3 separate regions of the Homo sapiens genome follow, and all the other regions are linked to region 2. A link is a contact called in ENCODE Hi-C or POLR2A ChIA-PET data. All regions are on one chromosome and are shown on one strand. The core of a region is the stretch at or near the end of the contact, and the rest is flanking DNA. Distances in the headings are between cores, read along the strand shown. Region 1 overlaps VAV2 (vav guanine nucleotide exchange factor 2). Region 2 has its middle 12 kb from the start of FCN1. Region 3 holds the start of MRPS2 (mitochondrial ribosomal protein S2).

The links. Hi-C counts contacts between places; a loop is a spot of excess contacts on that map. ChIA-PET counts read pairs that join two places held with the same protein, here RNA polymerase II (POLR2A). Pooled maps may share reads with other maps.
Region 1: a loop to region 2 is called in a pooled map, with 5 times the contacts of the local background. The contact joins two enhancer-like sites. A Hi-C loop is called at or near these places in 1 of 37 single-sample maps with no recorded cell type and 4 of 50 pooled maps. POLR2A ChIA-PET finds 5 or more read pairs at or near these places in 1 of 52 experiments (OCI-LY7).
Region 3: a loop to region 2 is called in a map with no recorded cell type, with 7 times the contacts of the local background. The contact joins the promoter of MRPS2 here to the enhancer-like site in region 2. A Hi-C loop is called at or near these places in 4 of 37 single-sample maps with no recorded cell type and 4 of 50 pooled maps.

Annotation. Positions count from the first base shown.
Region 1 is chr9:133,953,646-133,956,709 of GRCh38, forward strand. The region is part of intron 1 of VAV2 (vav guanine nucleotide exchange factor 2); the gene reads right to left. Among named protein-coding and RNA genes, the nearest start is that of VAV2, 37 kb to the right of the region's middle. RefSeq lists an enhancer at 557-846. Within about 2 kb of position 1,651, at least 22 of the 41 ENCODE cell types and tissues checked have a DNase peak (open chromatin) inside an H3K27ac peak, as active enhancers do; they include OCI-LY7, where a contact is called at or near this core.
Region 2 is chr9:134,927,999-134,930,907 of GRCh38, forward strand. No RefSeq gene overlaps it. Among named protein-coding and RNA genes, the nearest start is that of FCN1, 12 kb to the left of the region's middle. RefSeq lists enhancers at 514-1,372, 1,373-2,230 and a silencer at 2,711-2,830. Within about 2 kb of position 1,411, at least 5 of the 41 ENCODE cell types and tissues checked have a DNase peak (open chromatin) inside an H3K27ac peak, as active enhancers do; they include OCI-LY7, where a contact is called at or near this core.
Region 3 is chr9:135,499,408-135,502,533 of GRCh38, forward strand. It overlaps MRPS2 (mitochondrial ribosomal protein S2), which reads left to right and starts at 1,275. Exons shown (of 4, transcript NM_016034.5): 1 at 1,275-1,346; 2 at 1,591-1,716; 3 at 2,437-2,566. The coding sequence starts at 1,304. It overlaps PIERCE1 (piercer of microtubule wall 1), which reads right to left and starts at 462. Exons shown (of 3, transcript NM_001048265.2): 1 at 302-462. The coding sequence starts at 444. RefSeq lists silencers at 565-734, 1,005-1,174, 1,385-1,544 and an enhancer at 1,500-2,124.

The sequences.
Region 1 (3,064 bases), core at 401-2,900, 970 kb before region 2:
CCACCATGGGGCCCAGCTTCAGACACCCTTGAGTGGGGACAGGGGGCTCAGGCACAGGGTGGGGCACCTTTCCGGCAGGGAGATGCAGGTTCAAATCCTGAAGGTCCCCCACACCCACCCTGGGAAACCCAGCTCCCATGACCCCGGCTCCCAGGCCTGCATGTCCAACAGCTGCCTCCCTGTCTCCAAAGAAGGCACCTGGCCCGAGTACCCCAAAACCAAGACCTGTGGGCCTCCATCCCTAGGTGTCCTCCCTCTGCAGAAAAACCCACTGCTTGCCAGAGGCTACAGCCAGCACCTGACAGGCAGCGCCTCCCACCACCCCTTGCACAGGCAGGTGGCTCCACATGTGGGACAACCCACTGCACATGTGTGACATTCTTAAGATCCCAGCACTATACACGCCATGGGATGTAAAACACCCTTCTCAACGTGCAACAAACACGGCCGAAACCGTCACCGAAAGCACTGCGCCTGTCTGCTGCTGGGGAATCACTCCGTGGTTAGCACCCATCATTTCGAGAAGAAAGAGTCAATTGTGATGTTCTGTTACCATCCCAGTCATTTCCAGGGATTTCTGAGAAGCGGCATGTGCCTGGTGTCCCTCTGTCCATCTGCCCATCTGTCCATCCGCCCACCAGCACCTGCTGAGGGCCTGCGGCCCTGCATGCATGGCCCAGGCTGCCAAATCAGTTCTGTCACCATGGGGCGGCAAGGCACAAGGAGGAGCAAGTGCGCGTGAGACGCCCAACAGGAGAGATGCCTGCACTTCAAGGAGCTTTCTCGCCTGGTGCTGGAAAGGACCCAAAGTACTCAGTGCCGCAGCAGCACATCGCAAGTGCGCAGTGAATCTGAGTGAAATCCACGCACGCCTGAAGGCTTCCGGAGAAGGCATCGCAGGTCCAGCCATGGGAGGCTGGGGGGAGCGGGAGCTGTGGCACTGCAGCCAAGCACTTACATGTGCCACACACCTGTGGGGCGGGCGGGGGATGCTGCTGATGCTCGAGCAGGGCAAGGTCTGTGATGTGTGTGTCCTCATGTGTATGCGTGTGGGGTGCCCATGCACATACATGTGGGGGTGCGCAGGTGCTTAGGGGTGTACAGGCGTGCATGTGTTCATGTGTGTGCACATGTATGTGTGCATGCTCATGATGTATGTACCAGTGTATGTATGTGCAGTGTGTGTCTGCATTACGATAAATAAAGCTAAGCAAAAATACATCTGCAGGAGGGCAAGGACCGAGATAAATCATTCTGAACTCCAAACAGGTGGAGGGTAAGATGTAAACAGATTTTTCCTGTTGTTTAAATGTACTTCGTTTTCATTATACTGCTGTTTGCGTGCAATGAATGCAAGTGCACTGAGGTGAGGAAAAAGGAAGGCAGACACTCCTTCCTCCGGCTACCCCACAGACACCCACACCATGAGAAACTAGGGCACCCCTGCAGATGGGAGGCAGCGGTGAGGTCGCCTCCAGGCTCGGCCAAGGGTACAGGAAGGGCAGAACCTGACCAGGCCATTTCCAGCCAGACTCTGCTTCCTGTGGGGAGCTCCTGCCCCTTCAGGTCCTAAACCTTCAATCACCCAGATTCTGGGGACCCCACAGGGAGCAACATAGTCATGCCACCCTCCACAAGCCCAGCCAGGGAGTGTGGCCCCATACCCGATGCCAAGGCGAGGCTCCTGGCTGCGGAAGCTGAGTCGGAAGCACGGTCCCCACACTCCTCCTTACTCCCCGCCCACGCTCCTCCCCACTCCCCACACTCCTCCCCACCCCCCTGCTTCTCCCCACTCTCCCCATACTCCCCACTCCCCCTGCCATGCTGCCCCAACTCTCCCCATGCTCCTCAGTCCCTCCAATGCCCCCCAAGCTCCTCCCCATTCCCCACATGCTCCTCCCCACTCCCCACGGTCCTCCCCACCTCCTTTCTCCCCACTCCCCCCATGATCCTCCCCACACCCCCACTCCTCCCCCCTCCCCACCACGCTCCTCCAACTATCCCCACTCACCCCATGCTGCTCCCCATTCCCCCCAAAGCTCCTCCCCACTCCCCCACACTCCCCCCACGCTGCTTCCCACTCCCCCCACGCTGCTTCCCACTCCCCCCAACGCCCCCCCCACGTTCCTCCCCACCCCCCCACTTGCACTCCACTCCCACTCCTACTCCTCCCCACTCCTCCCCACAGCTCTGGCCTCCCCCAGCCCGAGGGGAGCCCTCTAAACCCTCCAGCTCAGGCTGCTCCGTGAAGCTCAGTTCCTGCCGCTTCCGCTCAGCACAAAGGCACGGCCCCTGCTGGAGGCCCCCGCTCCGGGGAGCTCTCAGACGGGCAGCCAGCACCTCACTGCCCATCTGCTCCTTCCCTGCTTACTCGCAGAGTCAAGACCTGGAGCCCACGGGGCCAGGAGGCACAAAGCACAGCTTCCCAGGTGACGCTGGACAAGTCGCTGACCCTCCTGGAGCCTCAGTTTCCCCAACCCAGTGGCTCTGAATGAATTCCCTGGATTCCTGAGAAGGAGGGAGCTTCCTCACTGGTTCACAGGGAGAGAGGGAGGGAAGGGGGTTCTGACAATTAAAAACAGGTCTGCAAGTCAGGAACTCGATGATCTCCAGAGGTGCCATGATCCCCTCGTCTACCCAGCCTCCCCTGGGCCCTGCAGCCCCTCCCTACCCTGTGACCCTCAGCCCAAGCCCCTGGGGAGGGTCTCTGGTTCTCAGCTGTGGGGTTGGGCCCAGCGGGTCTGGGGGCCTGGTGGGGAAAGGGTGTCTAGGGTACTCTGTCTTTCTACCTTTCTGAGTTGTTTCTTCTTTTGCTTTGTTTTGTTTCGTTTTGTTTTTTTTCCAACGAGTAGACATTACTTTTAGAATTTCTTAAAAAGTTATCTCAGCTTTGGGTTGGGTTAGGGAGGAGGGAGTCCTGGGAATGTATAAAAAGCACGCAGCCAGTTAGTTCCTGAGAAGTCAGAAAATGCGAAGATCAACTGAGAAGCTGTACTTTCTGGAAATTCCAGGCGAACCAGCACCAGGCCCCTCGGCTGGTGGGCAGAGCACCAGGGGGCGAGGG
Region 2 (2,909 bases), core at 161-2,660:
TATGGGTTCAAGTTGACAGGGGGTGGACTTGTGATGATTAATACTGAGTGTCAACTTGATTAGATTGAAGGATGCAAAGTATTGTTCCTGGGTGTTTCTGTGACGGAGTTGGTAGAGGAGAGTAACGTTTGAGTCAGTGGACAGGGAGAGGCAGATTCACCCCCAATCTGGATGGACACCATCTAATCAGCTATGAGCGCGGCTAGAATAAAGCAGGCAGAAGAAGATGGAAGGACTAGACTTTCTGAGTCTTCCAGCCTTCATCTTTCTCCTGTGCTCGATGCTTCCTGCCCTCGAACATCAGACTCAAGTTCTTCAGTTTTTGGACTCTTGGACTTACACCAGTGGTTTGCCAGGGGCTCTCAGGCCTTTGGCCACAGACTGAAGGCTGCACTGTCGGCTTCCCTACTTTTGAGGTTTTGGGACTCAGACTGGCTTCCTTGCTCCTCAACTTGCAGATGGCCTATGGTGGGACTTCACTTTGTTATCGCGTAAGTCAATTCTCCTAATCAATTCCCCTTCATATATACATCTATTAGTTCTGTCCCTCTAGGGAACCCTGACTAATACAGGGTCTTTAGGGAGATTCCTGCAATGAGCAATGAAGTCCTTTGCAAGTTTCATCTTCCTGAGCAAGAGTCTCAAGGAACACTAAAGTTCTGCTAATGCAGACCTTGGGGGTAGATGTCCAAGTTATGGCCTCAGCAGGTGAAGCAACATCACCAAAAGCCCAGCGGAGAGCCGTGGAGTCAGGAACCGACTTAGAGTGACACCTAGAGCCAGGTTCTCCTTAAAATGTGCCACCATTGCTGGTGGAGCTTTCCAGGACCCACCGGCCCCAGTGGGCACCTGAGAGCAGCAGCTGTGTCCCCTTCACCCACCCAGAGACCTGGCTCCTCCAGGCACCAGAGCTGCCACAGGGCAGTTGGCTCCCTCCGGAGTGGGGGTTGGAACCAGTGTCGAGCCCAGGCGTATCCCCTGGGCTGGGCTATCCCCGTCCCTCTGTTGGGACACGCCCCCTCATTTTCTGCTTATCGTGTCTGGCTGGTGGTGGGAAGATGGACAGCTCGCCTGGCTGGACCCGGTGGGGCCCTCCACACATTACTCTTTAGGGTCCTGTGAGGAAGCAGAGGGCACCTTTGCTTGGCTGTGAGGACAGACTGTGCCTGCAGCCCTGCCGCTGGGGAGAGGTTCTCTGCCGAGTCAAACCAGAGCCCAGACCCCAGGAAAGGGACCAAGGGCTGCCTGCTCCACCTCTGTTTGGTTATTTCTTATTGGGGGGAAGAGGAATCCAGGACTTTCCTTGAGCAATGCCAGATGCGTCCACACCCATGGGCTTCCTCTCCTCAACCTCAGGACACACGGCCCTGCTTCCTCCTTGTGGCTAACTAGCCCCACTTCTGCCCCTGCTTCCTCCTTGTGGCTGACTAGCCCCATTCCTGCCCTAGGTTCCTCATTCTTTTCTCCAGAGAGGCACGCTCTGTCACCATGTGCCGGCTCCAGGACAGGGGTTTTCGGAAGACCCATGGAATTATTCCATCCCCAACCCCTGGGCAGGGACCCAGCAGCTCACGGAGTTGACCCAGCCTGACCCCTCACTACCTCTTCCTCACCAATATCCCACCTCGTCCAGTCCTCAGGACAGCCCAGGCCACCCCTGCCTCCTGACTCAGGCATCAGGCCCCAGCCTGGGAGCATGAGGTTTATTGAGCACCTGTTATCCCCCTGAGTGGGAGGCCTCCCAGCAGCCCCATGCCTGTGTGAGGAGCAGGGACTGTGGGTCCACACAGACCGGGGCTCTCCCCACCTGGGATGCGGGACCTTGGACCAGCTCCTGGCAGGCCATGCCAATAAGGGCAGGTGAGAGCTGCAGCCCCTTCTGCTGAGAGGGAGAGACAGCCCTGCTGAGAGTTGGGACAGTCATGCCAAGAGCAGGGAGTAGTGGTGCTGAGTTTGGGGGACAGTCATGCTGAGTTGAGGGAGAGTCGTACTGCACAGAGCAGTCTTCTCCCTCCCCTCTCCCCGTGTCCCTAGGTCCAAGCAATGGTTTCTCTTGGCCTTCCTCCCCTTTGCTCCATCTCCCAGACAAATGGCCATAGTCCTCCCAAGGGTTCTTCCAGCAAAGGGAGCCACCTGGATGGAATGCCAGTCCTCCTCGGGTCTCCAGGGAAGAGTGGGTAGATTTGCTTTCCCCACCTCCTGGTAGGTGTGCTTGGGGGGAATGCTGCTGCAGAGAGCAGGGTGCGAGGATGTTCTGGGGCTCTGCAAACACCAGCGGACACCAGAGAAGCCAAAAATCCAACCTCGAAAGGCCTGGGGCCGGGGTAGGCACCATTATCCACCAGTGCCGCGTCCCCACAGACTCCTTTCTCTCCCTCTCCCTTTATCCCACACTCCTTCTCTTTCCCTGCCTCTCCTCCATGCCTAAACAACACTTTCTTGTGTTTAGTGCATAGCTTTTTATTTTAACCATGTTCTTTCAAAATGAATCTGTGTGTGTGTATTTTTAACTTAGGTAAATGGCATCTGTGGCACCTGGCTCTGAACATTACTTCCTCCACCGAATTTGCATCATGCACGTGTGACTTTTACCATCACCCATCCTGGTGCATCTGCATTCAGCCCGACGCTTTCCACAGCCGTGCCACACTCCCCGGGCTGCACCTACTGGGTGACCCAGGTGGCCTGTAAGCCTACCTTCACTCCCAGCGCCAATGCTGCAGTGCCACCCCCGCCCCCAATCGCCGCCTCCCCCCCCTACCCGCCCCCGACGGAACCTGTGTCAGAGTCCTCCTGGCTCACACCAAGGTGGGGACTTCGAGCAGTAAAACTGGACTGTATAGAAAGGCTGTGCTCCAGTGGGGGCCGTGCTGGCTGTTTTTTTTTTTTTTTTTTTTTTTTTTTGAGAC
Region 3 (3,126 bases), core at 25-2,524, 570 kb after region 2:
GCGGAGTTTCAGGGTAGAGAGGAGAGGAGACTCACCCGACACAAATCAGTGGAGCTGAGACCACAACTGGGCTTTCTCCCCCCACGGCCCTGCCCCCCACTGCCCTTATCCCCACTTCCTTGTATGAGGCTCTAGGGAGCACGGTCGCCGCTCACTGGCGGGCGATGACAGCGCGGGCCCCGGATGACCACTCGATCTTCTTGATTTCTGTAGCTAGGACCTTGGGGGTCTTGCGGGGTCTCTCACACACGGGGCTATCGAGCAGTGGACGCCAGGACCAGGCGGGCCCCAGCTTCCTCACCTGTAGCCCCGGAACCACCCCGGGTTGTTGAACCTGCCCGGCAGGTCCGCGCTCACGCGGTAGTAGTCGCTGGTCCTCTCCGGCGGGGCCGTGGCCTTGGGCGCCACAGGCTCCGCGCACGCTCTGGGGCATTCCTCAGCCATTGTGCCTGGAGGAGAAGCGGGACTCGGCGGCGTCCTGTTGCCAAGCGACGGCCAGGTCACGTGACTGGGGAGCGAGCGGAGGGGCCTTAAAGGCGCCGCGCGTGGGCCGGGTTCCTCTGCGGGTGGGTCCGGAACCTGCCGGGCGACTCCCCAAGGGCCGGGAAGGTCGGGACGGCGAGAGATTCCCTGCTGGGACCGTCGTGTGAGGCAGCCCCAGGCCCCCAGCCACCCGCGGGGGGACCGGGCCACCCCAGCATCAGGGCGTGGACTCCCGGGCGAAAGAAACCCCAGGGCCTGGGACCCCGCCAGCCGGGTGACGGGGTTTAAGCACTGCAGGTCCACTCGGCAGGCAACGATTGGACTTTTGCTGTCCAATGTACTCCAGGGATGCTATGCCCCCCAGCACCCCGAGTCTAAATTGAGACCCGAGATCTGGCTAACTTTATGAAATTCTCCTAAGCCAAATATCGTTTAAATATTACAAACAGTTTTGGAGAGCGAGAGGTTGCGCAGGACGTGGTTCACAGCTCACTTGGCGGGAGGCGAGGGTCCCCATCGCCCAGCGGGCTTCCCCAAGGGTCAGGGGCCTCCCGGGCTGGCCGGTCCCATTAGCAGGGCGGGGCGAGCTGCAGGGCGAGGACCGTGGCTCCACTCCCCGCCCGAGACTCTCAAGCCCAGGACCCCGGGCCCTGACCCCTCGCGTGCCCCGCCCCCGCAGGGAGGTCCCAGCCGCCTGGGGACAGCGCTGTGGCTCCTCCGGGCCTGTAGGCGGCACTGCGGCCCCGCGCGGATGGCGACGGAAGGGGAGGCCGCTCGGCCTGGCCTGGAGGGAGACCTCGCTCTGCCCCGCGTCCCAGCCATGGCGACATCCTCGGCCGCGCTGCCCCGAATACTCGGCGCGGGTGAGCGCGCGCTTGCGGGACCCTGGGGAGGAGCATGCGAGGAGGATGCGGAGGGGCGCGGGGACCCGATGGAGCGGCGGGGACGTGGAGGGGACCCGGGGCGAGCGCGGAGGGGACTCGGGGAGGGCGCGGGGACGCGGAGGGGACCCGTTAGGGACGCGGAGGGGCCCGTTGGGGATGCGGTGGGGAGCGGGCGTGGTGCATTCGGGACTCGGCGCCAGGACCTCTATCTACTTCCCCCCAGGTGCCCGGGCCCCGTCGCGCTGGTTGGGCTTTCTCGGGAAGGCGACCCCCCGGCCTGCTCGGCCGAGCCGCAGGACGCTTGGAAGCGCGACGGCCCTTATGATCCGCGAGTCGGAGGACAGCACCGGTAACACTGGGCGCCCAGCCGAGTTGGGTGGGAACGAGGAGAGGCCGGCAGCCGCGGGGGATGCGAACCCTAGAGGGGCCTGGGCGCTGCACGCGGTCGAAACTGCGCGCTCCGCTGGGCTCCTCCCACTCCCGTGCTCGCCGCCGCTCGGTCCTGCCTGACGTAGCACAGCGGGCTGAGGCCACCGCCTCACCATGGATAGGGTGAGAGGGAGCGGGCGGGCCAGTGGTTAGCACAGGCTTCGCTCCCTAGGGGGGTGTCACTGGACCACCGAGGCCCGGAGCCCCGAGCTCGCCCAGGCGGGCCCAAGTGACCTGGGGGCACTGGGCTTGGAGTCTGCCCACCTTGCTGGACTCCTGATGGGGACTTTCTGGCTGGCCACCTGAGACCACAAGGCGGGGAGGTGCCAGAAAGACCTGAGCAACCCGCTGGGCCCCTCTCTTTTTCTCCTCTGTCTTCCAAGTAAGACCAAGGGACGGGGTTGACCAGGTTCGACCAGGCTTACCCAGGAGCAAGGTCGGGATCAGAACCTGGCTCCAGCCCTCTGTTTCCTGAAAAGGTCCCTGTGCTTCCAGGTCTTTCCTGGGGCTGCTGGGCTCCCGGCTCCCCACCTCGGTGTCACAGAAGGCACTTGGGAGCAGGGGTGGGCGGGAACTGCGCTCTGCCTGTCTCTGCTGCCACCGGTGGGAGACGCAGCGTCGCTCCTCCTCCCTGCCGTAGATTTCAACGACAAGATTTTGAATGAGCCCCTCAAGCACTCTGACTTCTTCAATGTCAAGGAACTGTTTTCCGTGAGAAGCCTCTTCGATGCCCGAGTCCATCTGGGACACAAAGCTGGCTGTCGGCACAGGTAGGTGACACCCCCATCTGAGCCCGGGGCGGTTCCCAGGAGGAACCTGGGACCTGCTCTGGTTCTAGGGCCACTTTTGAACTGGCCTATGTCAGTTTTAGGTGATTACAGCCCCATCCTCCTCCACATGGGAATACAGAGCCCCACAGAGAAGCAGGAGTTTATTCCTCAGCTTGGCGGACGCTCTTGTGTGCCTTGGTGTGGCGCTCACAGCCCTTGATAGGGCAGGCCTGCTGGGGGTTGCAGGACTCCACGGGTTCAGAAATGGAAAGGCTGAGGGCAGAACCTGTAAGGTTGGTCCCCCCGGATCGGGCTGGGCCTTCTGGGCTGCGGGGAGGAGGAATGACTGGTCCTGTATTCTCACATGGTCATTTTGACTGCTGTGGGGGGAGGGGATGGGAGGGGCAGGTGGGAGGCCAGGGAGGAGGTTGGTGTGGGCGTTCAGGGTGAAGGTGGCGGGGCTTAAATCGCAGTAGCGGAAGAGCTGGAGCAGCAGGTGGACATGAGGCAGCAGGGCAGAGCCAGTGGGCCTTGGGCTGGGGTGGGAGGTGGCTGGGGCC